Regions from separate parts of the Homo sapiens genome. Here region 2 is linked to region 1. A link is a loop called in an ENCODE intact Hi-C map of the cell type or tissue named here. Cell type or tissue: Caco-2. All regions are shown on one strand. Links, peaks and the distances in the headings refer to the core of each region. The heading gives the core; the rest is flanking DNA. Region 1 overlaps PARD3B (par-3 family cell polarity regulator beta). Region 2 overlaps PARD3B (par-3 family cell polarity regulator beta).

What was found. A loop is a pair of places that touch in the nucleus more often than their neighbours do. Peaks named below come from ENCODE experiments on the same cell type or tissue, not always from the same donor. Only the 100,000 strongest peaks of a DNase experiment are listed, where the experiment ranks them.
Region 2: it touches region 1 in a loop (2.5-fold over the local background); 1 of 110 quality-filtered maps calls a loop at or near these places.

Annotation. Positions count from the first base shown.
Region 1 is chr2:205,416,380-205,432,590 of GRCh38, forward strand. The region is part of intron 19 of PARD3B (par-3 family cell polarity regulator beta); the gene reads left to right. Among named protein-coding and RNA genes, the nearest start is that of NRP2, 260 kb to the right of the region's middle. In Caco-2, for the core only: no CTCF peak of the experiment used is centred there; a DNase peak (open chromatin) is centred at 8,142.
Region 2 is chr2:205,468,977-205,485,187 of GRCh38, forward strand. The region is part of intron 20 of PARD3B (par-3 family cell polarity regulator beta); the gene reads left to right. Among named protein-coding and RNA genes, the nearest start is that of NRP2, 210 kb to the right of the region's middle. In Caco-2, for the core only: no CTCF peak of the experiment used is centred there; a DNase peak (open chromatin) is centred at 8,502.

The sequences.
Region 1 (16,211 bases), core at 5,758-10,757:
TTACATACTACCTGTTTTCATGCTGTGTATAAAAGGATACCAGTGAAGAGAATTAGGTTCTTGGAGAAACAGGGAGATGTTGAAAAGCAATCAAGAAAAATGTTGGGGGTAAAGGGACTGGAACACCTGTGGGGAAGGCACCATTCCTCCTCACATATGTCTTCATCCCTGAAAATCTGCTAAGCCCTTGGCCTGCAGGTGAGCAGCATGCACAAAAGTAGATTTGTTAATTTTCTGAAAAGAATACAGCTGGCTGGCTCAAAGAGTTAAGGCAACATGATAATAAGGCTGATATCATATAAACTATGCCCCTTTATGGAAGATTGATGCATTAAAAAAAATCATGTAAGTATCCACTGTAGTGCAAGTACTGTAATAGATGCTAAGGACTCAAGGATTAATTTTTTTTTTAAGGAGAAATAAGATTTCTTGGTCTTCTTACAAGGAGCTCAAAACTGCACTTCCAACCCCAGGTAAACATCTAAAAATATATTCTGTTGGACCTTCAAGGCCTTCAGGCTAAGGGAACAACTGAACCTTTCTTTTCTTTTCTTTTCTTTTTTATTTTACTTTAAGTTCTAGGGTACATGTGCACAACGTGCAGGTTTGTTACATATGTATACATGTGCCGTGTTGGTGTGCTGCACCCGTTAACTCGTCATTTACATTAGGTGTATCTCCTAATGCTATCCCTCCCCCCTCCCCCCACCCCCCGGCAGGCCCCAGTGTGTGATGTTCCCCACCCTGTGTCCATGTGTTCTTACTGTTCAATTCCCACCTATAAGTGAGAACATGTAGTGTTTGGTTTTCTGTCCTTGTGATAGTTTGCTCAGAATGATGGTTTCCAGCTTCATCCATGTCCCTGTAAAGGACATGAACTCACCCTTTCTTATGGCTGCATAATATTCTATGGTGTATATGTGCCACATTTTCTTAATCCAGTATATCATTGATGGACATTTGGGTTGGTTCCAAGTCTTTGCTATTGTGAATAGTGCCGCAATAAACATACGTGCACATGTGTCTTTATAGCAGCATGATTTATAATCCTTTGGGTATATGCCCAGTAATGGGATGGCTGGGTCAAATGGTATTTCTAGTTCTAGATCCTTGAGGAATCCCCACACTGTCTTCCACAATGGTTGAACTAGTTTACACTCCCACCAACAGTGTAAAAGCTGAACCTTTATTTTCAGGAGGAATACCTGAGAGATCACCAAAGGGTAGAGCAGACTTGTCATCTCCATACTCAAAAAGTTGCATAGTCTCTCCCATAGTTTATTGGATGCCTCTCTTTGCATCTCATCCTCATGGCCCCCAGCCTGATCTCCACAGGCTAGAGCCTTCCTTGCAAGATCAATCCAGCCCCCTTAACCTTTCACTGAAACACAGAAATTTTTCTGAATCTGCTCTGCATTTAGCAGTTGTAGGCACCCTGCAGATGGGGCCTCCTCTGGAAGCTGGCCTTCTCCGGGAACCCCCAGTGGAGGCCTTTATTGTGTCCCACCCACTTTGTGTGCACTTGAAAATCTAACAAGCATGTGTTTTCCTAATAGGCAGTACTCCTTGGATAAACTATTGTTAATCTGTATCATCTTGTATTCTCTTGTGTCTTTTTTTCTTCTTTCCTCATTTTTCATTTTTTACGTTTTCTCATATGAAAGGTCACCTTTACTTGGTCACTTCAGTGGAATAGTTCCCAATTTCAGGCCTAAAAGCTTATAAGAAAAATGTGTATTTTGATGAATTTTCATACTTTTGATCATCTGGAGAACTAATGTAATCTGTTTTAGGTCCCTGGACCTTTTTCCTTGAGATGTGCTGTCACACCTTTGAATCTGAGGTTAAATTGAAGTTATATGAAATTTTTCCACTTAGAGGATTTGGGTAGATATCTTCTGCTATGATTCACTTTTGACTTTTTAATTTTTTTGGCCTGAACTCTTCAATAATTCAGCAAATATTAATTGAGCATCTAGGCACATGAGGGAAATGGCAAGATGCGTAAAACACAATCTAGTCCCTGCCCTCAACAAGTTCATGATTAAGGAGAGAGCAGAGAGACCAATACACTAATTATAATAAAGCTAACTATGATAAATGCTGAAAGGGGGTTTAAAAATGCTATATGATCACAGAGAAGGCAGCCATGAGAAAATAGTGTTGTAGCTGGGACAATAGGACACACCCTCTTTATCACCCAGTATTTCCAGACACTTGCAATGAAATCATTAGATTCAATTATAAAGTACAACTTAACTGTGCAGCAAATTAGAAGAGACTTTAAAAAATTTAAATTCTTAATCCCATCAATAATACATGATATTTTTGCTGCTGACTAGAGAGAAATTTAAGACTCAGGGAAAATTTTCATTTAAAATCTAAGGGATTTTCCAAGCAATCAGGGTGTTTTCCATTATAGTTTCTTTCTCTAAAGCTGACAGAATATAGTAAAAAGTTTAGGGCAAAACTTTCTGGGAAAATAGCAGTTGAGACAGGCAGATAACTTTGGGTCATAAATTTATATTACTGAATATTCTGCAGATACATACAAAATTTATTTAAATATTTTAAACTATAAACTATAATCTTAGTAGCCTAGAATGTTTGGCCAAAATATTTCTATACTTATAAGTGGGTTACAAACTATTCATTTGTATATAGTACTATGTAATATATATACATACAGTAATACAGCACTGATATGGTTTGGCTCTCTCCCCACCCAAATCTCATCTTGAATTGCAGCTCCCACAATTCCCATGGGTCATGGGAGGGACCCAGTGGGAGGTATTTGAATCATGGGGGTGGGTCTTTCCTGTGCTGTTCTCGTGATAGTGAGTAAGTCTCACAAGATCTGATGGTTTTATAAAGAGGAGGAGTTCCCTGCACAAGTTCTCTCTCTTTGCTGGCCACCATCCATGTAAGATGTGACTTGTTCCTTCTTGCCTTCGCCATGATGTGAGGCCCCCACTAGCCATGTAAAACTGTGAATCTATTAAACCTCTTTTTCTTTATAAATCACTCAGTCTTAGGTATGTCATTATCAGCAGTGTGAAAACAGACTAATACAAGCACCATAGTAAAAAATGGTGGAGCAAATTGAACTTTCTTTACAGTTTTGAAAAACTGAAGAGGCCAACTAGGGTGACCAAAGGTCAGTTTTCCCCCATCTATTGACATAGATAAGGCAGACCCCAGACTGCCAGAAAAAAACAAGTTCCATATTACATACAAGTCACTTACTCTTTAAACTTCTCAAGTTAGTAATTATCCCAAAACTTCATTAATCTGCAGTCTCTTCTGAACACTCCACTAGCCAGGAGGGAAACGGGGAAAGGGGAGAATCAGGAAGAAATAAGAAATGCTTCCCAGTGCCAGGCACATAGTAGACTCTCAGAAATGTGGATTAAATGGATGAGGTCAGGTCACAGCTAATATTTAGTTACTTCATTGTGATTCCTCCATACCTCAAGGGTTACAGGATGAAAACTGCAGTGGAGAAGGATGGTCTTCAAATGATGTCCCTCCCTCTTCAAAAAAAAATCTGTTCAGTGAATGTGGCTAAAGCAAATTAAAGGATTCATATATTTTCGAAAGATTTGCGGCCAAGAGATTCGAACCAAAAGCATTTGCTGCTTTACTCTCAATCAAGCAGAAAATTCAATTAACCGTAACACACCTGGTCCCCTGAGCATTCTGGCCAATCCAGGTTATACAGCATTGATTAAAAGTATCTACTCTCTGTCTAGGGTTCCAGGTGGAATTGAGAAGGAGCTAAAAGAAGCTGTGTTTATGCTTTTCAAGAGCTATTAGTGGTGTGTGCATGTGAAGACTGCATAAGTATCTCTGTTCTCTGCTCTCTCATCTCCCCTGTCTCAGATGTGGATAACTGTTACTGTTATTCCTAACAATTGCTATGTACGTGCCAGCCACACTCTTCTAATAGCTTTAGTAGTATTAGGTCATTTAGCCTTTTTCCTTTGGGGCAGGTACTATTATATCTCTCATTTGCAGGTGACAGAAAGGTTAAATAATTTGTCCGTGGTACAAAATTAGAAAGTGGCAGAGCTCAGTTTCCATCCCAGGCTGTCTGGCTCCCTACATCACCTTGCTTTTCCATTTCTGAAATAGCAGAGTGTTCACATATCCATCAACACCTGCAGGTCTACTCTGAAAAAGGCTTTGCTTCAGTGGAACTGTCTGGGTGAGGAGGATGCTGCCTCCCATGAAGATCTTAAGGCAGAAATATAAATGTAAATTTTGCTCATTAAAACCATAATTAATTTATTGAAAGTGAATTGTTATTATTTCAGGGATGAATGCATATTGGAATATGCTGATTATTTTAATGAACCAAGAGCCTCTTCTGGGATACTTCCCTTGTATTATTTGCAAGCAGGTCACCGTAAATTTTCTAAGAGAGAGAATGAATAGATTGCTGCTCATTTTCAAGTTTTGCCTTATGAAAAATGCAAAAGAGGCTGGGTGCTGTGGCTCACGCTGTAATCCCATCACTTTGAGAGGCCCAGGCGGGCAGATCATAAGGTCAAGAGATCAAGACCATCCTGACCAACATGGTGAAACCCCATCTCTACTAAAAATACAAAAATTAGCTGGATGTGGTGGGGCGTGCCCATAGTCCCAGCTACTCGGGGGGCCAAGGCAGGAGAATCACTTGAACCCGGAGGGAGTGAGCCAAGGTCATGCCACTACACTCCAGCCTGGTAACAGAGCAAGACTCCATCTCAAAAAACAAAAAAAACAAAACAAAAAAAACGGAAAAGAAAATATGTGCTGTATATTGGGAGATGATAAGACGATATCTTTGTTTAGGAAAGAAAGGCCTAACATCATCTGTTTTAGACTCACTATTCTCCTCTAGGTGGCCATTTCTTGCACTACAGATGTCAGCTGCCGGGACCAGTTTGTGTGGTGCTGTGCCTACACAATGCAGGCACATTGCAATGTCTCCAATATAATTGTTATGTTTAACATTTAGAGCCATTTATGTGGGTTTCCTCTCCTGTGTTCCACTGTATTCCATTTTTAATCTCCTCAAGACACACAGTAGAAAAGCTGCCAGAATTTGTTTTTTCTCTTCATATGTTATAGGGTCTGAGGTTTCATCTTTCATATTTCCACATTGCAGGAAAGATGAGCAATGACATATTGACCAAGGCTGTGAATGAAAATAGTGCATACCTAAATACTTCTCTTTAGGTCTCATCATCAGTTCCATTCATTCATAATCAGCATTAGTCTTCTATTGCTGCTGTAACAAATTACCACATACTTGGTATCATAAAACAACATAAATTTATTCTCTTAACGTTTTGGAGGCCATAATTCTGAAGTTAGTTTCACTGAGCTAGAGTCAAGATGTCAACTGAGCTGATTCCTTTTGCAGACTCATTGTCATTGGCTTTTACTTGGCTGCCTATGTTCCTGGCTCATGGCTCCTTCTGCCATTTTTAAAGTGCATCTCTCCAATCTCTGCTTCCGTTGTCACTTGGCCTTCTCTCTCAGACCTTGCTTTGTCTGTTTCCATCATCACATTATTGAGTGCCTACTGTCTGCCAGGCACTGTGCTAGATATTGGAGTTCTATCAATAGACAAGTCAAACAAGGACGCTGCTTCCATGAAGATTCCATTCTTGTAAACAGATAAATAAAAAAGATAAAATCAAGTAATGATAGGAGTATGAAGAAAATAAACTAGAGCAATGTGATAGAAAGATGGGGCTGGGAAGAATGCCTAAGATGCCAAGATTCAATCTCAGCGATGAGCCAGTCACAAGAAGTCGATTTCAGACAGAAAGAACTGCAAGAGCTAATCAGGCCTGAGGCAAATAAAGCTTTGTAATTGGAGTTGAATAACTAAGGGAGAGCGTGGCATAAGCCAGAGTCACAGAGGAGGCGGTGACCGAGTGGATAGCGTCACAGATCATCGTAGGGAGCTTAGATTTTATCTAAGTGTTAAAGGAAGACATGAAAGTGTTATAAGCAGAGAAACAGTTAAATATTTACTGTTTAAGAGATTGTCTGGGCTGCTGTTTAATGACTAGATTCTCCATGAAGGGAGCTATCTGGCCACACCTTGCCTCCCTCTTAAAAAGTATGTTTCCTTACTGTGGTTACATAGAGCCTGAATAAAATCTAAATCTTAGTCATGCAGGTAATTGAAGGATGTTTCCCCACATCTAAAACTTAGACCTCTGCAGTACCCTGCTAACCACAATAAAAAAAATGCCAATTCTTCCCTTTTTTCCAACATTTTATGGATCCATTAGCAATTTGCAGTTCCCATAGGAGATAAAACAAGTCTCTTTTCAAACATGAAGAGATTTCCTATGGTAATTATAGGCAAAACCTGGAGCAAAGGGCCACTAGGTAGGCCAAGGAATAGGGAGCCAGCTGAGTGATGGAATGCCATGGTCAGGACTGAGAATAGGCCCTGAAAAGAATAGCTTGGTGAAGGGACAGTGAGGGTAGATCAGACAGTAGGCTCCCATGGACAAACAGTCATTGCCTATCCTAACAAATGAAACATCCTCATTGTAGTTCTCAAAACTATGTGCAAGTAGCATATGGTCGTCTATAAAAGCCTCCTTCATACTCCTTGACACCCAGGTTTGAACTGATGGCCATGGTAGAACCTTTCTCCTCGACATCCAGTGGAGTAGGAATGAGGTCATTCCTGGTAGTCATCTTGTGCCCTAACTGCACAACAGTCTGACAGAATCACCATAGACACAGCAGACATCATCTGGATTAGCTTGTTGGACCTTCTCTGATGGTTGCTGAGCGGCGATTGCCTAAGGCAAATGTTGGCCCAGCCAGTGCTGTGTCCTCAGTGTGCATGCGGTAGAGGGAGGAAGACCAGATGATGAGGATGCTCACCTCAGGCTTGGACCCCTGTTAAGGAAGACCCTATCACTATCCTTTTGGAGGTAGGAGGGGACCTTAGTTTGCAGACCTGACGGACAAGCCTGTGGTTCTTTCACCTGATACTCATGTGTCCCTGGTCCTTTTCATCTAGCCTAGTGCAGTTCTAAGTACTTAGTAAATACTCAATAAATGTTGGAATCAAACCAAATTGGCTGACATGCCCCATTTCTTGGCATATGCCTGGACATGTGAGAATATTCTATATGGTTTCTCCAGAACAAAGTCCCATCTTAAGAAGCCAAAAATGGCAAGCCTAATAAGCACCATAGAAAATACTGTGGTTTACATATGTTCATTGCAACCCTATTCACAATAGGGTTCACGACATGGAATAATATTCACAACATGGAATCAACATAAATGCCCATCAGTGGTAGACTGGATAAAGAAAATGTGATACCTATACACCGTGGAATACTCTGCAGCCATAAAAAAGAACAGGATCGTGTCCTTTGCAAGGACATGGATGGAAATGGAGGCCATTATCCTTAGCAAACTAACACCAGAACAGAAAACCAAATACCACATATTCTCACTTATAAGTGGGAACTAAATGATGAGAACACATAGAGGGGAACAACACACACTGGGGCCTTTTGGAAGATGGAGGATAGGAGGAGGGAGGGGATCAGGAAAAATAGCTTATGGGTACTAGGCTTCATACCTGGATGATGGAATAATCTGTACTACAAAGGCCCATAACACAGATTTATCTATTTAACAAACCTGCACTTGTACCCCTGAACTTAAAAGTTTTTAAAAAAGAAAATACTGTAGTTGAATACAATATTTTTGCTGACCTGTTTAAAGCCTTCTGCGTGAGTTGGATAGGAGGGAAAAGACTGTACCCTCTGTGTCTTTTTAAACTCTCTATGATGCAGAGAACGTGACTTTTCAGAATATGAGTGCCCTATACCTTTGAACTAGATGGAAACCTCAGGTATGAAGGGTCTGTGTTTATCCCTGTCCTAGGTATAGTCATGGTTCTATACTTAAGGTGGTTTTTCCGGGCTCTGTGGAAGTCGGTGGTACTTCTAGAGCTTTTCATGATCCCAGAGTTCATTTAATGAAGACTCTATGTAACCTGGGGATGAGTGTCCAGGGCCTTGGGAAGTGTGGCATTTAGGGCCAAGAAAACAAAGGAAATAGAGCAGCACATGCTGTGTGGACAGCCGTGATCCCCATGCTTCAGCACATTTTTATGTGAGTCGGCTTTGAGAGATAAAGATCAAAGACTTGTCCAGGAGTGCACCAGCCAGGTGTGAAATTCCAGGTGACAGAATGGAAAGAAAAGAAAGGTTTAAAGGGAAAGGAAAGGAAATGTAGTTAGTTTCCTTTTATTCTCTTTATTTTTCCTGTTTCCTCTTCAGGAAGTTTATGTAGCTTACAATACCCCAGACATTCAACAGAAGGGGTTGATCCTCATTCTTTTCCAGATAATGATAAGCACCGAGGGCCTGTCGTTTAGTTTTCAGGTATAACCCTTGGCAGTCCCTAGGGTTAAACAATGCTGTGCTCCAGAAAATTTTAATACAGAAAACTTAGTTTGCTTTCTGCTTTGGTCTGTGCTACAAAAAGTGGGCAAATATAAACTGGGAGAATATAAATAAAATAAAGGCTACTTCTTGCCACTTACAAATGTCATTAGCAATAAGAATAAAGCACATCAACAAGTTACAAATTTTATCCAACCGGCAGGGCTCCCCCAGGGGCAGATTCTTACAGCTCTTTCTTCAGTGTTAGTTTGGCCAGCAGCCTAGGGAACATCATTTAATGTCTTCAACACTAATGACACCTTTTGTAGGGGGACTGTCTAGGATTGTTATAAAGGAATTAGTTGTTATCAGAGAATATCATAAGCACTCTGTAGGTTGTTCCCCGTCACATCCCCACCTCTCTTTGGGGCTAATTTTCTAAGGAAAGCTAAAAATGTTTACTAAGCATTTCTGAGAAACTTGTCTACATTATGAGAATAGAAATTACAGGAACTCAGTGCATTAGCAATGGGAAAGGCTTAATGGGTCTGGGAAAGGTATAAATTTAGGGAAAATGTAAATTGCAATAGTTGGAGAGCCTTCAAGGGCAGTTTTCTTGAAATGGCAGTGTTTAGTAGCAATGGAAAGATACTCAAGGATCTTGCCATTTGGCATTGTAAAAAATGCAACTCGTAGGTAGGAATTGCAAATCCCATTAGTTTAGAATATGAAATAGACTCGGTGTAAAAAAAAAAAAAAAAAACAACAACATTTGATTTGGGGAATGTGCTTGGTTCCAGGCCATGTAGGATATGGAAGTCTTTTCTGTGGTCATCCCACCTAGACAAAGAACCAGTTAACTTTTCAGGATTCTCTAGAATTAGGATGTTCTGAGTCCACGCCTGACTCTCAGAAGCTTCCCAAACTCTACTGCCTTGACTTACTTTAATGAGCATTTAGGATTTAGAGAAAAAGAACATCAACATGCCCTTTGCTCCATGATCTTTGGCAAACCATGGACTGTATAAGCACAATATCCACATATTGGATTCTGCAAACCATGAAGAATTCACCGTGTTATTTGTGTGTGCACAGAGGAAAACATAAACAAAGAGTCAATTAATGACATTAAAAAATTTGCATGTCAGTATTATAGAATGTCAAATTTACTGTACAGAAATATATGTATTATTTTTTTATTTATATCAAGAAAAGTGATAAATTATCCCATCAATCTAGTTCCCTTACAATGTCAGATCTGGTTTAGGCTGACAAGAAAAATGGGCGGTACTGAAGGAGATCGTTTAGAAAATATTATAGACACCCAGAGAGGAATGAGGCAATGGTGAAAAATATTAATGCAGTTAAAATAGTTTTGTTGAAAAAATGAAACATTGATCACAAAGATTGCATGTAACATTGTATTGGCTGTTCAGTATAATAATTTTAATACTACTACTACTAATAATAATAATAATAGTAAACTCACATTGTTCCTGACCAGGTACAGCTTGTAGCTTTAAAACTGCATTGATAGGGAAAAGCTGAAGAAACTGAGCCTGTTCTCTGGAACAAAGGATAATTATAGTGACCTAATTGTAGCTTCTATTACAAAAGCAGAAATGATAGCCAGACAAATTATCTCTGCTGTCAATAAAGAAAGCTGTACAGCAGGTAGTTTATAATCTCTTTTAATGATACTACTTCTTTTACCCCAGAGCTCTCCATGAAAAACCTTTTCTGACCTCGACTACCATTACCACTATAGGGAGCAAACCTCCTCTTTACTCTCTGTTCATCTCTGACTCTGTTGTTTGGGTTCATACAGTAGCAACAAAGAGAATTTCACTGCCTACAACTTCCTAGCACTGGCCAAGTCAGTCAGAGCTATGCTATTGTGGACACATTCTGCATGAGACAAAATAAATCAAGAAATAGTATGGAAAAGTAGCAAAATGTTCTAAGGCTTTTGAGGAGTAGAAAATATGAAACACTAATCAATAATCATTTAATGAATCATAAAATGCAAATGAGAAAATCAGAAAATATAGATGCAATTTATACCACAGATAAAGTGCTAATATTGCTCCTATTCAAAGGCCTTTGAAAAATCAAGGGGGAAAATGGCTAGCAATCTGATAGTAAAATCAGCAAAAGATATGGACAGCTCACAGAAGAGGAAATGAAAATGGCCCTTAAGCATATGAAAAGATACTCAGCATCATATAAGAAGAGATAGGCTAATTAAAACTTCACCGAAATATGACTTCTCACCTATGGTTATCAAATTTCCCAAAGTTCGACAATGCACTCTGTTGATGAGACTGTAGAGAAACAGGCATCCTCTTACAGTGTAGGTGGCAATGCAAAATAAAAGAAATGTGGAAGGAATTTTGTCATAATCTAGAAAAAAGTATATGTGTGTTTCTCTTTGACCCAGCAATCCTGCTTCTGTGAATTCCTCCCAAAGCCACAGTGGTAACAATATGGACTGACGTTTGCACAAGATTTTTCATTATGACATTATTTGCAATAGCAAAAAATCAGAAATACCCAAATGTTCGCAAATGCATGACTCGTTAAATAAACAAAAGCATGTCCACACAGTAGAATACTATGAAGCATTTTAAAAATGAGAAAGATATCTAAAGAAATTGTAGTGTCTATGATTTCTTTGCTAATATGGAATGTTCTTCTGTCTATTACTATGTAAAAAAGCAAAGTATAGAAAAATATGGACAGTATGCTACCTTTTGTGTAACAAAGAAGGCATCTAAATATATAAACATGCTTGCTTTTTTTAAAGAAACAAATATAGTTATATTGCATGGGATGGAGAAGACAGAAATGAAAGCTATATATTATATTTTGCTATATTTAAATTTTGAAAAATATGCCTTACATATAGCAAATTAAATAAAAAGGAAAAAACAATCCCTAAAAACTGAAAACAAACGAAAATAAATAACCTAACTGTGAAACAAATTGGTTGCATAGCCATTCAGGAAAAAGAATTACTTCAAGTGACATTAGAATACACGTTTTGATTATACATATTTAGTGTAATATATTCTAGCAAAAAAATAGAGCAATGAAGACATCTTAAACTTTAGTAGTCAAACTGTTAGTAATTGCTGTGATCTGAATGTTTTTTTCGCCATCCCCCCAACTCTGTTCCCCACAGCAAATTCATATGTTGAAACCTAATCATCAGCGTGATAGTATTAGGAGGTGGGGCCTTTGAGAAGTGAAGTGCTCATGAATGGGATTAGCGTCCATATAAAAGTGGCCCCAGAGGCTGGGAGTGTGGCTCACACCTGTAATCCCAGCACTTTGGGAGGCCAAGGCAGGTTGATCGCTTGACCTCGGGAGTTTGAGACCATCCTGGCCAACATGGAAAAAACCCCATCTCTACAAAAAATTACGAAAATTAGCCAGATGGTGTGCACCTGTAGTCCCAGCTACTCAGGAGGCTGAGATGGGAGGATTGCTTGAGCCCAGGAGGCAGAGGTTGCAGTGAGCAGAGATTATGCAGTAGCATTCCTGCCTGGGCAACAGAACCAGACTCTGTCACAAAAAATAAAATAAAATAAAAAGAGGCCCCAGAGAGCTGCCTCACCTCTTCTGCCATGTGAGAGATCCAGCAAGAAGTCAGCAATCCATCCTGGAAGAAGGCCCTCACCAGAACCCAACCATGCTGGCATCCTGTTATCAGACTTCCCAGCCTCCAGAACTTTGAGAAATCCATTTCTATTATTTATTTATAAGGCTTCCAGTCTATTTTATTATAGCAGCTTGATGGGACTAAGACAATAATATTGATATTATCATTTTAAAACTATATGATAAAAATAATTATATCAGTGTTAAGAATCAAGATTTTGCATTTAAAGGAGGGAGGAATAAATATACAATATTAAAATTTTAAAAGTAAAAATTCTGTAATGTTAAATTTGAATCAGAAATATTAGTATAAACATATGGGCTTTTTTTCCCCCAGAAATATGTATTTCCTAACTCTATTCAGAGAAAAGGCTGAGAAATAATAATAACCCAGTGGCAGTGAGCACGCCTAGGGCCCAGATTGTGGTCTCTAGATATCATTCCCCACTAAAAACAAAGGGGTCCTTGGAGGAATGACTGCTTCCAAATTAGGAATACAAGATACTCAACATAAACCTGGAACTACTTATTTGTGGTAAAGCAAGGAAGCAATCAAAGGCTAAAGGTTAAGCCAGAAGAACGAAAGAGCTCATACAATGCAGTCTCTTGACTAAATATGGACAATATGTGCAAGAAAAAGTATAAGGAATGCAATTGAATAAAAATCCTAAATATGTTATTACAAATGTGTATTATATATTATGGACTTACATAAAAAACCATAAGTTTATAATTATGTTCACAATCCCGTATTCCCCCAAAAATGTTCCTAACTACTCGTTTGTCACCATTGGAACTATCTAGGACACTAACTCCTGACTCTGAAAATTAGCAGTGAAAAAGAAATATTTAAGCATTTATTCAGATTTCCCAATACTAAGTACATCTCACCATAATCAAAATGCCAAAATTGTTGAAAGATTTTCTTTGCAGAAGAATCCCAGCTAATACATTTTTAAAATGGCCTTCAAAAATGACCATTGTGCAACCCCTAATGAAATAATTAATTCAGTCAAACATCATCAGTGAAAGAAATGATTAAATGAAACATTGATAGGGGAACTTTACAATGGAGACATCAGTTTGTCTCCTTAGCATTACTAAAGACAATCAGATATTTAGGATGGAGAAGACAGAGATGAAAGCTATATAACTGTACTTTGTTATGTTAAATTTAGAAAAATACACATTTTTCCAAATTTTTGTGTATGACACAATTTGAAGCATATGTGCTTCCTTTAAGGTATTTATATTGGTTTCATAGGGCCGCCATTTAACAGATTACCATCAACTTGGTGCCTTTACTACAAATTTGTTCTCTTACTGTTCTGGAGACCAGAAGTCTGAAATCAAGGTGTCAGCAGAGTTGCTTCTTTCCAGAGGCTTTGAGAGAGAATCTGTTCCATCTTCTTCTGTGCTTTTCTTGGCTGCCAGCAATCCTGGGTGTTTCTTAGCTTATAGACACATGGCTCCAATTTCTGCCTCTGCCTTCACATTGCCTTCTCTGGCTCTTCTCTTCCGTTTATGTCTTCTCCTTTATAAGAACATTTGTCATCAGATGTAGAGCCTATATGGATAATCCAAGATAATCTCACAACAACATCTTAAACTTAATTACATGTACAGAGACCTGTATCCAAATAGGATTGCATCAACAGATTCCAGATGGATATACAATTTCCCTCGATATATAAGTGAGGGGCCTGCAGAACTCACTTATATGAAAGGTCTGCCCTCCATATATGCAGGTTCCTTATCCCACAAGTACCATATTTATCCGGGTTTAGTTGAAAGAAAGCTGTGTATAAGTGAACCCGTGTAGTTCAAACCCTGTTGTTTAACGGTCAACTGTCTGTTTTAGGGAGCCACCATTCAACCTACCAGAGTACTCCTCCTCAAAAATGTTGAATCTAACTAAGCCTCCAGATGCACTGTCCAATATGATAAACGTTAGTCACGTTGAAATTTAATTCATTTAAATTTTAATTAAAATTTTGTACCTTAGTCATACTAGCCACATTTCAAGAGTTCAGTATCCATGTGTAGCTAGCGGCTGCTGTAGTAGATAGCTCGGATATGGAAGATTTCCATTTCCATCATCACGGAAAATCCTATTGGAAAGCACTGCTCTAGAAGTTACTCTTCATAAACAAGATATTTGGGGGGATGGAGGAATAAGTTAAATCATTTCACAAGAAAGTAAACAGAGAAATCCAGCACATGGGACCAACTACAGGAAGATCAACTTGGTTTCCGCAATAACCCAAAGGCATGGAAAAAATAAAAAGCAAAAAGGAAAAAGAGTACAGTTCAGTACATTTAATGAGACTTAAGAGAACACCAAATGTAACGTACAAGCATTTTTACAACCTGATTCAAATAAATCATCTGGGGAAGACAGACATTTTTAAGGCATTTGGGAAAATTTGTTTATGGAGTATTAGATGATACCAAGGAATAATTGTTAATTTTTAGGTGAAATAATGGCATAATAAAACATTCATGATATTTTGATATGCCTTTGGAAGTATGTAGGGGGATTTACTTTCAAAATGCTTGGTAAAAAATTAATAGAAAAATATATTTAAAATATGACAGAATCTTGATTTTATTTATTTATTCATTTAGAGACAGAGCCTTGCTCTGTTGCCCAGGCTGGGTGCAATGGCACGATCTTGGCTCACTGCAACCTCCACCTTCCAGGTTCAAGCAATTCTCGTGCCTCAGCCTCCCAAGTAGCTGGGATTATAGGCATGTGCCACCACACCCTGCTAATTGTTGTGTTTTTAGTAGAGATGGGGTTTCACCATGTTGGCCAGGCTGGTCTTGAACTCCTGACCTCAAGTGATCTGCCCATCTTTGCCTCCCAAAGTGCTGGGATTACAGGCATGAGCCACCATGCCCAGCCCGAAACTTGATAATTATTGAATACAGAAATGAAACGTATATGGGAGCTCATTGTGCTATTATCCTACTTTTGGATATCTGAAAGTTTTCATTATATCAATTTTTTTTTTTTGAGACAGAGTCTTGCACTGTTGTCCAGGCTTGAGTGCAGTGGCGCTATCTCTGCTCACCGCAAGCTCTGCCTCCCCGGTTCTTGCCATTCTCCTGCCTCAGCCTCCCGAGTAGCTGGGACTATAGGCGTCTACCACCACGCTCAGCTAATTTTTTGTATTTTTAGTAGAGACGGGGTTTCACTATGTTGGCCAGGATGGTCTCGATCTCCTGACCTCGTGATCTGCCCACCTCGGCCTCCCAAAGTCCTGGGATTACAGACGTGAGCCACCGCGACTGGCCACATCAATTTTTAAAATGTGATCATGTTTAGATTATTTATAATCTAACATAAATGAAAGAAACATTAATGTTGAAGACAAACACCTCAACAGAATTCAATAATTCAATTCCTACCATTTAGTAAATGTTAGCTGTCAGGCAAAGTGTGTAGCCTCTCTAATCTCAGCTGCTTCTTCTCTAAAGTTAAGACTTCTGTACATTATGAGAACTGTTATATAATCATGAGAAAATATATCACTAATATTATTATTGATGTCAGTTCATCTTTTTAGGTAGATGAAATACTGGACAGGATGGGCTCTTGTGTGTTGCAAACTTTTCTATTTTGAGGCATTTGAAGGGCAGTCTTAATTACAGAATTTTGTTTTTAAACCAGTTTTATTTTTAGCTCATGGATCCAATTGCTTCTTACCATCTCCAGTGATACACCTGTATGGACAACCACCACCTTCCCTCACCTGGCTTATTGTAATAACCCCCTAACTGTTCTCCACAGTTTTTCTCTCACCCAGAAATGCCCACTTCACTCTGTTCTCAACAAAGCAGTCAGAGAGCCCTTTACCATGTAAGTCAGAGCCTATTACTTCACTGCTCGCAACCTCTAGTTTGCTTCCCACCTCACTGAGAGTAAAAACCGAACTCTACCATGGACCTCCAGGCCCTGTTTGCCCTAAGTCCCTGCTTCCTCTCTGGCCTCCTCCAAATTCTCACTCCCTCACACTGGCCTTGCTGTTTTTAGCACATGCCTGCCTCAGGGGCTTTATATCTGCTGTCTCTCTACCTGGAACACTCTTCTCCTGTTATCTGTATAGTTTAATTATT
Region 2 (16,211 bases), core at 5,983-10,982, 53 kb after region 1:
TTTTCTTAATGAAGCCCTGTGTGTTATTCAGGATTCAACTCAAACATCCCATCCCTTAGTGATCCTCTCTGAGCTTTCTGTGTAGACTTCTAGCACAGAATGATCACAGTGTGTTGGAATTGACTGTTAACTTGTTTGTTTCCTCTATCAAATCTTGAAGCAGGCATGATGTTTTCAATCCTGGCATAGTTCCTAAAGCATTGGGTAGTCAATAAATATGTATCGAATGAATGAATGAATCCAAGGGACTCTACCCTTAGCTACATGACTTCAAGGTGACACGAGCTTATTGGACATACTCTTGGACTGACCAACCCCCAAACTATAACTTGTCTTGCCTCCTAGTCAGCACGGCTTCCTTCTGATTGCCCTCTCCTTCTGAATCATGATGCCATGATTCTTTGGTTTTAGTGATCCCACATGTTTCTCCTGGTCTTTGGTTCTCACCACTGGGCAAGGTATTCTTCCTGTTCTTCAGCAGGAGGAAGCACTTCCTACTAAAGTATCCTTAGATGAAGGACTTCTCCAGGGCACAGCAGGTGACTTTTTCACCCCATCCAGTCTCTGCTTCAGAAGCTTCTTAAGGGGAACAAGGTTGTTTGTACTGTCCAGAAACTATAGTCAGCCTAATCTTGGCTGATACCTCAAGAGGAAAGGCTCTACTTGGCAATTACCTTTTTGTAAATCTCTTCCTCACACCCTATATTTGACATAGACTCCTGGTATTGCTCTCTAACCATTTCTACTGTTACATCCCAGAGAACGTTGCATTAGCAAAATTTAGAAGTTAGCATCAAATAGAAGTCCTCTAGTTATTCTCGAATTTGCTTCCCCCATTTTAAAAAGCTTGACCATTACTTGCTTGCCTCCAGTATCAAGACACATCTGCCATTGTCTATAATTTCTCAACCATGCTGACTACGCATCCACGAGTATACCTTCCAGCTCTTTCAGTACCTTGAATATAATTTGTAAGTACCAGTAAGCAGGGTGACTTTAAAGAATCCTGGATCATGCATTTTCTTTCTTCCTCCCACTATCCTTTTCTTTTTGGCCTCTCTCCTGCTTTCCATTGATGGAGATGTCAGGTGAGTCACTTAATGTCTGTGTGCATCTTTCCTCACCTACAGACACACAGGGTGGAACTAAGTGATCTCAGCATTTTTTTTCCAGTTCCAAAATTATATGGTTCTGCAATTCTTTAATGGAAGCAAAATAGGAGTTCAGGTTGCTCTGCCTTTTCTCTGGCACTGTTACCATGTCAAAGCATCCCCTCCCAGCAGTGCCCTAGCCTTTCTCATTCCTCTTCAAAGTAGCTTTCACAATTAAATCTTTAATGTCATTATCATTTGTTTCACAACCCTCTTAGCTCCTGTTGAACTCGGCTTTTCTGACTGTCTTCAGACCTCTTCACCAATTTCTTTGTTAACCACAGTGCCCATGTATCCACTGTCAGATGACTCCCTCTGCTCACCCCTGCAGGAGTATTTAAGCTTAACCCCAGATTTCAGGAGTTAGAGCATTTCTCCTGAATCTCCCTAAACTCGCATCAGATCTCTTTTGTCCATTCAGGTTGTCCTGTCTAGATAATGAGAATTTAAGTTATAAGATTTGTAAGGATCATGGAATAAAGGCATACAGGCAGGTCACTATCAGCATTTCCAGGGCAACCCTGTCTCCCACTTAGATCCTCTGGCTTAGAAACTACTGAAGATCTGTAAAACGTAATGAGGTTTCAAACAGATGTGGCCACTGCCCCTAGGAGTTGGATAGGATCCTCTGTGAGACAGGGCAGAGAAAGTCATGTTTGACTCTATTAGGAAAAATTCTATGGAGTTTACAATAGAATCATAGGGAAGCTCTTAAACAGCACCCTGGCCCATTACAGACAAGTAGACATGGAAGGATACTTTAAAACAAAGTGTGTTTTCAAGTGTTTCACGTGTGTTTCAAGTTTAAAACAAAGTGAGTTTTCAAGCCCAGGAATGATGTGAATCAGACATCAGAAGGGAGAATCAATTCTTGCAGTCTGATGTTTGACAAGTTGCAAGTTGTGACCTCGTTCATACCCTTTAATTCAGTGACTGGCAGTGTTGGTCAGCTGTGTCTTTTTAAGTGGATCCATGTTGAAGTTTGTTGTCCAGGTGAGTTTCAAATACTGGGAGTAACCTGAAAAGTCTTGGGCACAGTTTCCTAGATGTATTGTAGATCCATAGGTAGACACATGGCTTAACATCTTCCATTCAGTTTTATGTAACCAGTACCACTTTTTCATATTGATATATCTATATGTCTTTTTCTATATCTAGATGTCTTTTCTTAAGTTAAATGCATTGGCTTAAAAAAGAAAGACACTATCAGTGCAAACTCACTTTTCTTTTTTTTTTTTTTTTTTTTTTTCTGAGACAGAGTTTCACTCTTGTTGCCCAGGCTATAGTGCAGTGGCGCAATCTCGGCTCACTGCAACCTCTGCCTCCCAAGTTCAAGCATTTCTCCTGCCTCAGCCTCCTGAGTAGCTGGGATTACAGGCATGCGCCACCACGCCTGGCTAATTTCTTGTACTTTTAGTAGAGATGGGGTTTCATCATGTTAGCCAGGCTGGTCTCAAACTCCTGACCTCAGGTGATCCACCTGCCTTGGCCTCCCAAAGTGCTGGGATTAGAAGCATGAGCCACCACGCCCGGCCCTCATTTTTATTTTCTAAACTAAAAAACAGTAACCTGAGATACTCACTAGAAAATACCTTGGCCATTAATTGGTCAGAACTGTAACTTTCAAAGTAACCTATTGTCTGTTTACATGCCACATGACATGAAACTCTATTTTAATCAGGACCGTCACAGATAATTTCTGCAATAACATATATCTAGGGATGGTTTTCAAATGGAGTTGTCATGTTGTGTTTAGCAGACAGGAGATTCTCTATTGTTGTCAGGCCCTCTTTACAAAAGCATCAGTAACCCAGTGATCCTAGAGAAGCAGGGCTTACCACTCAGCTTACTTAGAATAAAAAAGAGCAAGGCTGGTTTCTGTCTGCACGTAGTGTGTTTGAGGGCTCTTTTGTTTAGCTGGGCTTCCTTGTAGCCAACAATGCTTTTACAGTCTTGGAATTGGATTTCATTCTCCTGTACTGGTTTTTGAAAAGTGTAAATAGTTTAATGCATATTGTTATTCTCTGAAGGTAACATAGGATGCATAAAACCGTATACATCTGAATTGTCTCCTCGACCAATGAAGTCATGGAAAGTCAAGAAAAATTAAACCGTCTCTGGATTTATACACACTCTCCCTTTCTCTCTCTCTGACACACACATGTGCACACACACACACTTTCTCTTTAGTGCCTTTCAAAGTTGTCCTAGTTTTCTTACAATTAGCACCCAAGACATACTTTTTCAATAATTAGTAAAAAAAAGTTAATTTTTGTCCATTGTTAAAACAGTGAAATTTTCTTTTTAGAGTACATAGGGGCCATCATACTGAGTTTTATGATAATAAATACTATTTTGTATCATATAAATATGCAATGATATATAACATATAATAATTTATATCATTAAAGAGGGGCTGAAAAAAATTGTTGGCTTCTACATGTTTGTTCCTCTCAAGACTTCTCCTCTTAAATTCCCAAAGAATAATACTTCTTTATTCTTAAAACTCACTTTATGCTCAATTCCCAGAAACAGAAGCCAAATAGGGTAAAACAAGATGCCCAGTAATGGTTCTTACAGTTCTCAGGTTCTGTAGTACACCATTTGAAGCTATGTAGTCTTCAACCTTGAGTGTATATAACAGAGGGAAAGGCAAGCTCTAGACATCCATTCCAGTCCTAGGATTCTGTGGTTCTGAGAAGTGAGAAGGGAGACAAATGAGAGTATGGGAAGTTGTATAGAGGGGGGGAACAGACAGAAAGGAACAGAACAATGAGTAGTCACTTGGATTACAGAAGGAATGGCAATGGAGGACCAATAAATAAGTGAATGAATAAATGAATGAATGAATGAATGGAAAGAAAAGTAAGTATAAGGAAGAGAATGACCAAAAATAGAAGTTGAAGTGGTCCATTTGAGCTAGAAGCTTGGCAATTTTACAAATTCTAGCAACTTCTTAAGAAGCTCTAAAAAGAAAGTTCTGGGTTAGGAAGTTTCTCATAATAGTTTTCCCACTATCCAGTCCCCATATTGTCTTCCACCATAAACATCTGCCATGATAATTCTCCACTGCTAGACCTCAGAAGACTCTCCCTTTCCCATTAATAAAAAGGGGACTGATTTCATAAATTTAGCATATTACGCATTGCAGCATTCTGCCTTTCATATCATAGGTTAATTTTTCATGGATCGTTATGAAAAATATAAACAAACTTAAAATTCTATTTATGATTCAGACAACCAACAAAGTAATGAGATTCTGTGTTATGGTAGCTGTCACATCTTGTCTCAGCCCATTGTGTCTAAATGTTAACTCTCTTATTAAGCTCCATTAAAGGGTTTTACAATACCAAATTGTTTATACACTGCTGGTTTTCTGCTGCCTGACAGTAGGGCACGTTTCACTCATTAATATGGGTGATATCTTACATTGTTGGAAAGAGCTGAAATAAAAATAAACAGGAAGGTGGCATGTACTAACTGAAATGCTTCTTTCTTCTATGTTTCCCAATATAAGGTTATATATATGTGTGTGTGTGTGTGTGTGTGTGTGTATGTATATATATATATATATATATATATACACACACACGTATATAAAACCCTAAATATATATATATATATATATAACCTTAAATATATATATTTTATATTTTTTTAACTTGCAGTTCAACCTGTTGTCTTACGAAAGGGGAGATATTCTTTTCTTTGTTACGTTTAAATGAACTTCACCCTGAGCTACCAAATTATACTTTTGCAAGCTTGATCTTCAACCTCACTTATGTCCCCATGACAACCTTTCTTGCCATGTGAAATTTAGAGTAACTCATATTGGTAGGTTTCATTATGGGTCATAAAGCACTGTCATATACATGTTCTTATTTCATCTTCACCACAACCCGGTAATAAGGGAAGATAGAGATGCTGAATCTGGTAGAAGAGAAAGCTTTCCTAAAACTACTCAGTTAAAAAATACAGGCACCAAGTTTCTGTCCCACTGTGGTTAGTTCAGTTCTAATGCTACTTGCCTTCTTTTTATATTTTTATTATTTAAAGATATACTTTTATTTTCTTAATTTTCTCTGAGTATTCTATATTAAATTTAATAGCAAAAAGCTAAGGAAGAAAAAAATAAAATTGCTAATTATTCCACGATTTAATTGGCTATTATTAACTTTTTAGAGTATTTTCATCCAGTGTTTCTTCTGGTTTTTTGTTTGTTTCTGTGTTTATCACTGCATATAAAATATATCATTTGTGCATGCATATAGTGCTCACACACACATATAGTATTTACATGCATATACACATTTGAGTATTTTGCCTTTTTACAATGATACTGTGATATTTTCCTGTGTCAATTAATCTCTTTGAAACCATCGCTTTTAAGGTTGCATGATAACTGTATCTTAATTTATGTAACCTTTCCCTTAATGATGGACATTTGGGATGTTTCAGAGTTTTCAGTGTTATAAATTACCCTCTGATAAGCACCTTTATAAAATATTTTGCTACACAGCTTGAATTATTTCCTTAGGATTCCTGGAATGGAAATGATGAATCAAAGGCTTGAAACATATTGCCAACAATTTTCTTGAAAAATTGAAGGAAATAATGCTTCCACCAGTAATGCAGAAAATAGCTAATTTCACCCCATTCCTGACAACTTTGAGTATCATCACTTTCCTTCCTTTACCCTTTACTAATTTGATTCATGAAAAATAGTACTGTATCATTTTACATTGAACTTCTTAGCTTACTAGTGAGGTTAAGCATTTTTATAGAAGCTCACGCCTGTTCCAAATTACCACTAGAAGTTTTCAGCTCGCCTCAGCCGTGAGTCATTACCAGGAGGAATAGTTTTTTGAATCAACTTCTGTTTCCTCCCTCAACAAATCTATGTATATTTATCAAGACGTATTTGGATGCAGGCTTTTATCTCCCTCTTGACAAAAATGAATGATTATGCACCCAGGTCTTTTATGCACTGAACTAAGCTATATCTACTTGGACCTTGTTTTAATTGACTCACCCTTCCCCTAATAGAATAGCGTCCCTTTGAATAGGCAGTATTAGAAAAATAAGAGCCTCACAGTAGATTGTGAAAGAAATGTCACATCAGAATCTGGACATTGCTATGACAACCCAGGCCCCGTCTATCACCACTCCCATCAGCATGTGTTGCAAAGGAAACCCCTTTGCAGTGTTTAATCTGAGAATTTTAATATTAAATACATATTTGACATTGAAAGCTCACACCTTATTTGCTATTGTCAGGCTTGTTTGATAGACAGCTAACTCGGTCTCTTTTTATAGTCAATTTCTGAAATGAAACTATAAATTTTGAAGCTGGGCTTCATCATCGCAGAGAGCAAAGCTTTTCTAGCCTATTGTTGAAATGTCACATTTTATAGGATTTATGTGGTCCAGATTCAGGAAGATCATTTGCCAAGCACTTAAGGCTGGTTTTGCTGCCCTTTGCTTTTCTCCTCCCTGCAAATACATATGGTGGCAGGGGGAGAGCCATTAGAAAAGAAAAATTATGAAGAAGAACTTACTTGATTCAATACAAATGTCAGCCTAAGAAAGAAAAAGTCCTGCACATTTAGTGTGAGGAGCGTTGACTCCAGAAGCCTGCTCTTTGGTGATAGGCATACTGTTTGCTTCTGCAAATGAAGTGGGCATCATATTTGTTGTGATAGTCAGTGAAAGCCTCTGATTTGGTGCAGCAGTTTGAATTTATGCTCATAATACAAGTTCTCTCCAATATGCTTCCAGGATTCCTTTTGAAACTCCATGATATGACAAGCTCTGTGATTTGGTCATATTCCATTTAGCTTGTTTTATTGCTGTTAATTTTACACAGGAAAATAGATTATCTGAAACTTGTGATCACAGTCGCTGTCAAGTGGTCAAAAATGAAGAAAACCACCAGACAGTGTCAGATTTATTAAATGCTCTAGGAGTACAAAATTAATGCAGTTCTTTGTCTTTGAAAGGTTCAGTGTCCACAAGCTGGATTTATCCTAATGGACAAGCAGTGGAAAGAACAGTCGTCAATTAGCTATCTCTTTAGCCAGACTACACGTTGTCGGAATGCATGTAGGGTGAGCCACCAGTGCACCTAGGCAGACCTCCAATTTGTTCATTTTGACTGTAAGTGACTTAATTTAACATTTTTTCTAAGAAATACATTAGGTAGAATGGTGAAGTTTCCTTTTTTTCATTTTTTTCTTAAAAGAATCACCGGTGAAAAGCCACAGTAAGTAGGCTTCTCACTCCATTTGTTTTCAATCACCACCCTTAATGCATAAATTTCTGAGTAGCCTGTTACTCTTCCAAGCCCTAAACTGTAGCAGTGAATGTGGATTGGAAAGTTCTGGTGCTGTATCCACTGGGTCTATGTTGGGTTTGAACATGTTTTATATGCATAGCATGATTATTCCTGTGCTAGATGATCTTACCTGTGGCCCTTTGTTTTCTGGGTTTTTTGTTTGTTTTTTTGTTTGTTTGTTTGTTTGTTTTAGCAGGAATGAATTTTGCATTACCCTCTTATGAGTTACAGTGTGCAAAATACTTTGAAAGTAAAGTTTTGGTTCCCACATGAACCATTTCTCTTTTACACAGCAATCATTTATCACTTATAAGTGTTAATCACTTATTAACAGTAATTTCATCTGCTGAAGAATTTATCCCCTAATCATGTGATTTTGTTTCTTCATGTGTGTATGTGTATGCGTGTGTGTATATTTACAGCATTGACATTTTGTATTCAAAAATATTAACTTCTCACCTTGGTATTCTGGTAGTGTAATGAAAACATCTGTTACTTGTGTATGGCAATGATGTTTTTACATCTATTTATATTTGTGGGTAGATTCCAAATTGATTCTATGTGAAGATGCACTTCAAACAAAATTCAGTAACTACATGTCTGGCTTTGGGTTTTTCAAACTGTGGGGTTTCAACCCTGAACATGAAGCCCTGATGCAGGACTTAATCCTGAACTCTGCAAACGTTTCCTTTTGCACTTCAACCTCCAGTCCCACTTTATATAACATGGAATATTCTTCTGGTTATTATGTAATTCATTATCTAAAATATGTTGTGAGCAGATAAGCACAAGGACTCTGAATGTGGCTTGTATATTTTTACAGCAACTCTGTGAATATTCTCTTTGGTGCAGAGTGGAGATGTGTGTGGAAGCATTCCTCCTGAATTTTTTATAGACTCTCTCCCTTTGCCACTCTAGTTGCTGTCTCCCACAAAATTTGAGTCATACCTCAACTGTACAAATCCTCCTTTGATGTTCAGTTGCCCTGAAGTGTGCAGTTGTGGAATATGTCTAAATGTCTCCTGTGAAGAGATTGGAGGCGTTGGTTTTAACAAAAGCAATAAAATGATTACAGCTGAAAAGCATGCTGGAGGTAAACAGACGTCTGTCCTTGTTGCTGAACCATTGCTCTGTTAAAAAAAAAAATAAGCACATGATTTAGCCTCTCTTTGTTGCTCTTGTGTCTAGGAAAGTCAAAAGGAAGGAATTTGATTTTTATTGTCCCCAAGATTTCAGTATAGAGTCAGCCCTACAGTATGAGAAACAATATCTTGCTTATCGCCCTGAATTACCATTGTCCAACTGTGAGAGCATTTGCAAGAAGGTGAGAGTGTTTGTGAAATAGACAGAAAGGGAAATCATGTGCTTGGATAAAGCTTTTTGGTTTCTTTAGTGAAGTTTCTGAATTTTCTTCTCTAACCTTGGCACAAAGGCCAACACTCTACATGCAGTAGGCACTTAGTAAATTTATTTTGGTGATGGGTGATTGGTCTTTAGTACCATCAACATCCCAACCCAGGGCTAGCCTTGGAGAAGGACACGGAGCAAGGAGAGGTTTAATTGGGGAAGCCCCACTCCACTTCATCCAACCTTCTACCAGGACATCAAGGTCCTCATGATCTGTAGCTTTCCCTCCTGGCATTACCTCTTGTCCACAAAGTATTAATTCACGTGCAATGAATGGTGTCTATGGCTACCTAGCACTGTCTGTACTTCAGCGAAGAGTAAAGCCTTGAAGTAAACTGAGGCTGAATTTCTGGCATCAGCCTGGAGGCAATGGGTGGTCACTAGGGGCGCCCCCATTACCCTGAAAACCTGTCTGTGTGTCTCTCCTCCCTAGTCCGTAATTTCCTTTACTAGGCCCAACCAGTTTCTCCTGAAAATATTAATGAGAGCACTTCAAAATGTAGGTTGTTGAATTTTAAATTAACCTAGAGCATCACATTGAGTGGGTTTTCATGGTTTTCTACATTGTCTGCTGGATGGACTTCCTGGGCAGCAAGCATATCTTATTCCTAACGTCATAGTCTATTCGCTTTTACCCAGAGCCGGGCTTCATTTAACAATAAGGAGATGTTTTCGATTTTACCGTATGTGGAATGTAACATTTGCATTTGGCAGTTCTCCCTTTAGTCCTGCTCAAGATTTCAGCTACCTCGGCAGAGTGCTAGAAAGCGATATGCTTATTAGAAAACTTTATTAATCAGAGTAGAGTGCTATTTGGCAGCCAGATTCTAATGAGGATGAGGAGCTAAATTTAATTCAAAGCTAAAGGTCAGCAAATGGTGCTAGCCTACCTTTTTTAAAGTGTGTGAGCTTGGACGTTCTCACAGTTTCCGGACAGTTTCATCTAGAAATGTGCATGCTATATTTAGTATGAAAAAGCATGGAAAAGTTTTCTAATAACACCATTTCAGCACACATATATTCCATGAGCATTAATAAGCCAAGCACATTACTGCTTGGCTAGACAATTCTTATAGGAGCTGATGGCACTGAGATGTTATAGCAATTGCCAGCCGAAAACAGGAGGCCATAAGAACATGTTACAATGGAAAGAATTTCAAAAACTTGTAGACGTTTCTTTAAACAATGAACTGTCTGTGGAATATGTGTAAATGGCAGAGTCACTCTCACAAAGTCATGAAGGATATATTTGTGGTGTTCAGCTTATGTCCCTAGGAAAGAAAAATAGGAAAAAGAAAGTTCTCCAGGCAGTAGATGAAGGTGGTGTTGAGCGGTTTTGGCCCTTGCACATGGCCTCCCTATCCTTAAATGGCACCATCATTTCCTCCCTTCTCCTTCCCACTTCTCCTTCATTGCACACTTTCTTATTATCACCTCCCACAAAAACTCATTTATTGAACACATCCTAGGTGAGGGCCCTGTGCCAAAGTCTACAGAAGACACAAGAATGATTAAATTCCTCCTATCACTTAGCCACTATTGGGGGACTAGACAAAGACTCAAAATGTATAAAACCTATGAATGATCACCATGCCACAAAGCAGAAGGTAAGGGCCATAATGTAAGTACAAAGCACTGAGGGAATTCCAATGTAGAAAAGACTGCTTTCCTCCAGGAAGGGTTCATGGAATAGCCTGTGCTTAGGAAAAAATGCACCTGAATTCATCTATTTTTCTCCAGCTTCGTGACCATTACCTAGGCCAGTCTACCATCACCCCTCACCTGCCTTTCTGCAACAACCTCTATTCTGTCTTCCACAGAAAAGCCAGAGATGTATTCTAAAACTTTTAGTTAGATCATATTACTTCCTGGCTTAAAATCTCCTAATGTCCACTCATTTTACTCAGAGTCAAATCCAAAGATCTGTCCAAGTCCTGTAAAGCCCATATGATCTCAGTTTTGCCTGTCTGTTCAACCTCATCACTTGCCACTTTGTTCCATGAGCATTAAGCTCCAGCCATATGCAATTTTTTTTTTTTTTTTTTTTTTTTTGAGATGGAGTCTTGCTCTGTCACCCAGCCTGGAGTGCACTGGTGCAATCTCAGCCCACTGCAACCTCTGCCTCCCAGGTTCAAGCGATTCTCCTGCCTCAGCCTCCTGAGTAGCTGGGATTATAGGTGCCCTCCACCATGCCCAGCTAATTTTTTGTATTTTTTAGTAGAGATGGGGTTTCACCATGTTGACCAGGTTTTTCATGAACTCCTGGCCTCAGATGATCCACCCGCCTCGGCCTCCCAGAGTGCTGGGATTATAGGCATGAGCCACTGTGCCCGGCTGTGTACTTTCTTTCTCCTGCATTAATTGATTACACTCATTCCCTCATTAGGGCTTTGGCTCTAGCTGTTTTCTCCAGAATACTCTTCATGGAGATTCTTCTGGATGATTCCTACTTGTAATTCAGACCTTAGATTAAAAGAAAGAGGACTTTCTTGACTATTCAATCTAAAGTAGCCACCTAGTCACTGTCTTCTCATCATATTGTATTTTAAGTGACTGGTGGCACTGACCACGGCTTGATATTTCTCTTCATTGGTTTGTGTATTGTTTCATCCCCATCCTCACCACCAGTCAAATGTAAGGCCCATGTGGTTAAGGACCTTATATATCTTGTATTCCTCCTATATCCCCAGGACCTGTAACAGTTGATTATGAATAGTGGGTGCTCAATAAATATTTGCAAAATGATTGTAAGAGTCTTGAAGGATTTCACAGGTAGAGAGTTGTTCCTTAGTTCATGTGGTAGGCCCTGCCACTGGTAAAACAGCCTGAACAGGACCTAGTAGCTCCGTGCTCTCAACACCTTCTGTTCTTGTGGTGGAAGGCAGACATGGAGAAGTGAGAATTGATAGATAATGAAGTTGATACATTCAGGGGGTGATCATTGCTACAAAGGAAACAAGCAGGCTAACCAGGTAGAGATTGTCTTGAAGGGTCTACAGATAAAACTGCCAGAGGAGGCACCTCTGACAAGGGAGAATATGCCTTGAGAACGTGGAGGCAGAGTGTTTTAGGTGGAAGACCCACCAATGACAGACTCCTGGGGCTGTGACAAGCTTAGGCTATCAAGGAACAGGGGAGAGTGAGAAAGAATCTCTCTGTGAGCACAGGAGAAGAATAGGTCAGCAAGGAGGTGGAGAGGGAAACAGGCCAGTTCAGTGACGGGAGGGCCATGTAGACCCTGGGGAATGGTTTGAGAATTAGGCTAAACGTGATGACAAGGCAGTGGATGTTTTTAAACAATTGATATGATCTTAATTATATTGTTTTTAAAAGGAGGGGCAAGAATTACTGGTGGAAGAGGCAGTGTGGTCAAAGGCATAGAGCAGGGTGTGGGTGAAACTGAGGATAAGTTTAGGGAACGATCAGAGCTTCACTGGAGACTGGACTGCAAGTGGAAGGAAAGCAGGAGGCTGGGGTGGTGTCGACAATGGAAAGAGAGCAAAGAGGTTATTGTCACAGGGAATTCCATGAGCAGAGTTGCATCTTTGGAAGGCTAATGTGGGAATGTATTAGAATGAAGGAGTCAGGAGCGGAGAGACTAGCTGCCATGCTGCTATGAACCGGGCTCGTGGAAGAAGGAATGCAGGGGAGGCCACAGTGCTAGAGGCTCATCATTACAACCAACTGAATGTAAGATGCATGGGAGAAACGAAGCCAACAATAATATCAAATAATGTCATAGTAGAGCCCAGTAGTCATTGTGCACCAGGCACTATTCTAATTGCTTTAAATAAAAACTCACTTTGCTCCTCAAAACTACCCTACTTGGTTTTACTCTCATTATCCTTATTTCAGAGATAAGGAGGTTACACAACTACTCTAAGATAGGGAGATGGAAAGTGGCAGAACCAGAACCCAAGCAATCTGGCTCCAGAGCCTGGGCTCTAATGCTGATCATTATTCCCATCTCTAATGAGCACAGAGAAACAATTACGAGTCCAGAAAATAGGAGGGAAAGAAGATTTCAATGGAAATGTGAGAAGGTTGTTTCTGGACAAGTTGAGTGTAAGACATTGGCTCATTTCAAGTTCAAGTGTGGAGCAAGGGTGAGCATGGCTTTTGGAGCTCCCATGAGATGTTGCAGCTAGAGAGGTGTGTCCTCATGCAGGCGGGCTCTGTTGAGGACCTGCCCCATGCGAGCCACTCCGGGGATCATATGTTGAATAGATGGACAAGTAAATATATGAAATGCGAGGGAATAGGATAATCAAAGTGCTGGGAGTAAATAGTATCCCCAAGAGTGAAAATATAGACAAGGAGCCTTTAGACTCCAAAGTTTAGAGAATCCTTTTAGAGAATAGCTAAAGAGACAGTGAAAGAAACAGACAATTAGATTGGAGCAGTAGGAAGGCAACAAAGAAGAGAGACTTGCCACAAGGGTTGCTCTGCCATATCTAGTCCAGCAGAGGTTAGGGAGAGTTTTGCTGGGCAGTTTTAGCAGTGGTGAAGGTACAAACCGGATTGTCATCTGCCCAAAAGAAAGGGTGGCAGATGGCAAAAGGAGACGGCAGAGGATTGTTTTTTAAAGTTTAGTGAAAGGAGAAGGAAAAGAGAGAGACAGGAGGCAATAGCTTGAAGGGGGAGGGGGCGGTTAGGGGCTACTGGACAGTAATACATCACAAAGGACCCCTAGTTGCTCCAGAGAGAGAAGGAGGAACAACATCTTTGGGGCCTCCCCAGGCGGGGGTGGGGGGCATTGTATATCCACACCTGTGCTGACAAGGGCAGTGGGGGCCTGATTTGCATAGCAGCAGGATAAAAACCAGCCTCTGGCACCACTGGATTCTTCCCTGGTAGAAACTCTCCCAGGGTAGGCACATTAGATAAGAGCTACTTGGATTAATTCGGTGACACCATCTTTTAGAATGAGGGTAGAAAGTACTGACGTCACCATGCGGCTGATTTTAGAGAAACAATCTATTTCTCCACTGACAAGGATTTGTGGCAGTCAGCAGCTGTTTTATTTCTTTTTTTTTAAAGCTCCCTCCACCCCTTTCTTCAGACTTCTCTGGACTTACATCTGTCCTCCCAGCTGTGAGCGGCTGAATTCCAGGGTGCAAAACCAAGGGAGACAAGTAGGAGGGGCATACAAATAATGATTACATGCTGCTTCAGTGTAAATCTCGGTTCATTGTGTGTCCATGGGCACATGCCTTCAAATTCAAGTGCATGCCTCTCTCTCTGCCTTTCAGTATCTGTCTGTAAACCTTGATGGGATTAAGCATATGTTTTAATAAATATTTTGTTTGCTGTATTCCCATTAATATTCATAGGGAATGGAACACTTTGGGTTTTGTGATTTCTAATAAACATTGATGGTGTTGCTAGTCTGTACTGAGCATTCAGTATGCTCCATCAAAATGGCAGCTCTAATTAGGTTCCTTGAATTAGCTAATGGATTTTGAGAAAGATAGCTTAGAAAGCTCTTACAGCTGTCCAAGATATTCCTGCCATGGCAGAAAGACAAAAGGCCCCTGGAAGCTACAGACTTCAGAGCTTTAGAAATGCAGCTGACAGTTAAAAAGATAAATTACATTCATATTTTGCCAGTGAAAGTCCTAATACTGAATTAATGTTATTCCTGTAGTGAGTATCCATTAAGCAGCTCATTTTATTATAAGGATGCATTTTGACCATTAGCTCTTTTTCTTTCCTCGCTCTCCCTCCCCTCTCTCCTTTTTCTCCCTCCAATTCCCTAGATATTTTGGACACGGTATTAAAAAGCATCTTTGAAGAAGAGGAAATGATTCCCTTTTTTTCAAGTTATAAATTTAGAAGCTCTCTTAGATATACAATAGGTATTCAGTTTTTTTAAAAATGCCAAAGTAAATATATAAAGAAATAACATAGTGATTCAATTTAAACCTTGAGGCTTATATTTTATGTAGAATTGGAAGGGGGGAAGCTTCTAGCTAGGGGGCAGTGGGCTTGTTTACACTTGGAAAAGAGATTATTTGTTAGAAACTATCTCGAATAAAACATGTTACCTCCTTTCATCTTAATATGGAATGTACAACATAACACAACGCCATTCCACATGTTCCTCGCCTGTACTTCCTAAGAACACAGTCCTGTAACAAATGAGGAACTAATGACATCTGAGTGACTACACTTAATGCTACAAATGGGGGGAAAAATACCACGGACAATATTAAAAGTTCATGGCAAATAGCAGAATTCGGGAAACAAGGACAGTCACCCAAAAGCTCCTTTTATTAGTTGGATATGTCAGTACTCATTAATTCTGTAACTGTGTTCAGCATAACTTTTTGCTTTCAGTTTATTCATTTGTAAAACTAATACCTGGTACCTTTCATCTGAAAAGTTACATTCCTCTAGGAACACAACAAATCCTCTAGGGAAATGTTTCCTGGGTCATTAACTCTCAAATGTCCAAATTCTGTTTTCCTCCGTGAGCCTCTGTAGCCCCTCTGCTTTTCCAGTCCTGCCTGCCTTTTGGCCTTTTTTCTTCTCATTAGTGTCTTTACCAAACAAGGGGCTGGGCAAGGAAAAGAATGTGAAACTCGTGTCAATTAATTGGGGTATTATTTACAGCTCTGGGAAAGCACTTGTTGGGAAAGAAGCTAAAGTTGTTGGTTTAAATGAGATTTTTTTCAAAATCATCTGTAGTTTTTATTTTTCATGCTCTTCCAAACCTCCTGTTTCTGCAGATAATTGAGAGCTGACTAAAAGACTGTTGCTAATAAAGCTGTTGGAACGAAGCAAGGAATCAGAAAGCATAGTGTTGACGGAACATATAGATTACAGATCAGACAGCTGCTTTACCTCAGTATGATATAAATAAAATGGAAAAGCATTGTTATGTGAAGTGCCAGAAAAAAAGATACTCAATTATTCCCCACACATGACTTCACCATGATGGGTAAAAGGCATAATTGACATCATGTTTATTGAAAAAACTAGCAACTGTCACACTGTCGAGAGGCTACTGAGAGCTGGAGGAAGGGCATTTTTTTATTCGTTTTCACTGTGGGTTATTTATAGAGTTCAATTGTCAGCAGCAGAGTGCCTAATTTTCCTTCTTCTTTGATATTCGACAACTCATTCACTGTTCAGATCAAGAAGACAGCTGCAAATTGCTCCATGGCAGATACTCAGGCATTGCCATTACCTCGCCTGAATGGGGCAATGGCTATTTATTAATTAAGATTCTCTGCCTACTTTCCCTTAAAGTGCCAGTGGGAAAAGTCTTTGTCAACCCATAATGGGTCTAGTTTCATTTGTTTTGTTTTGTTTTG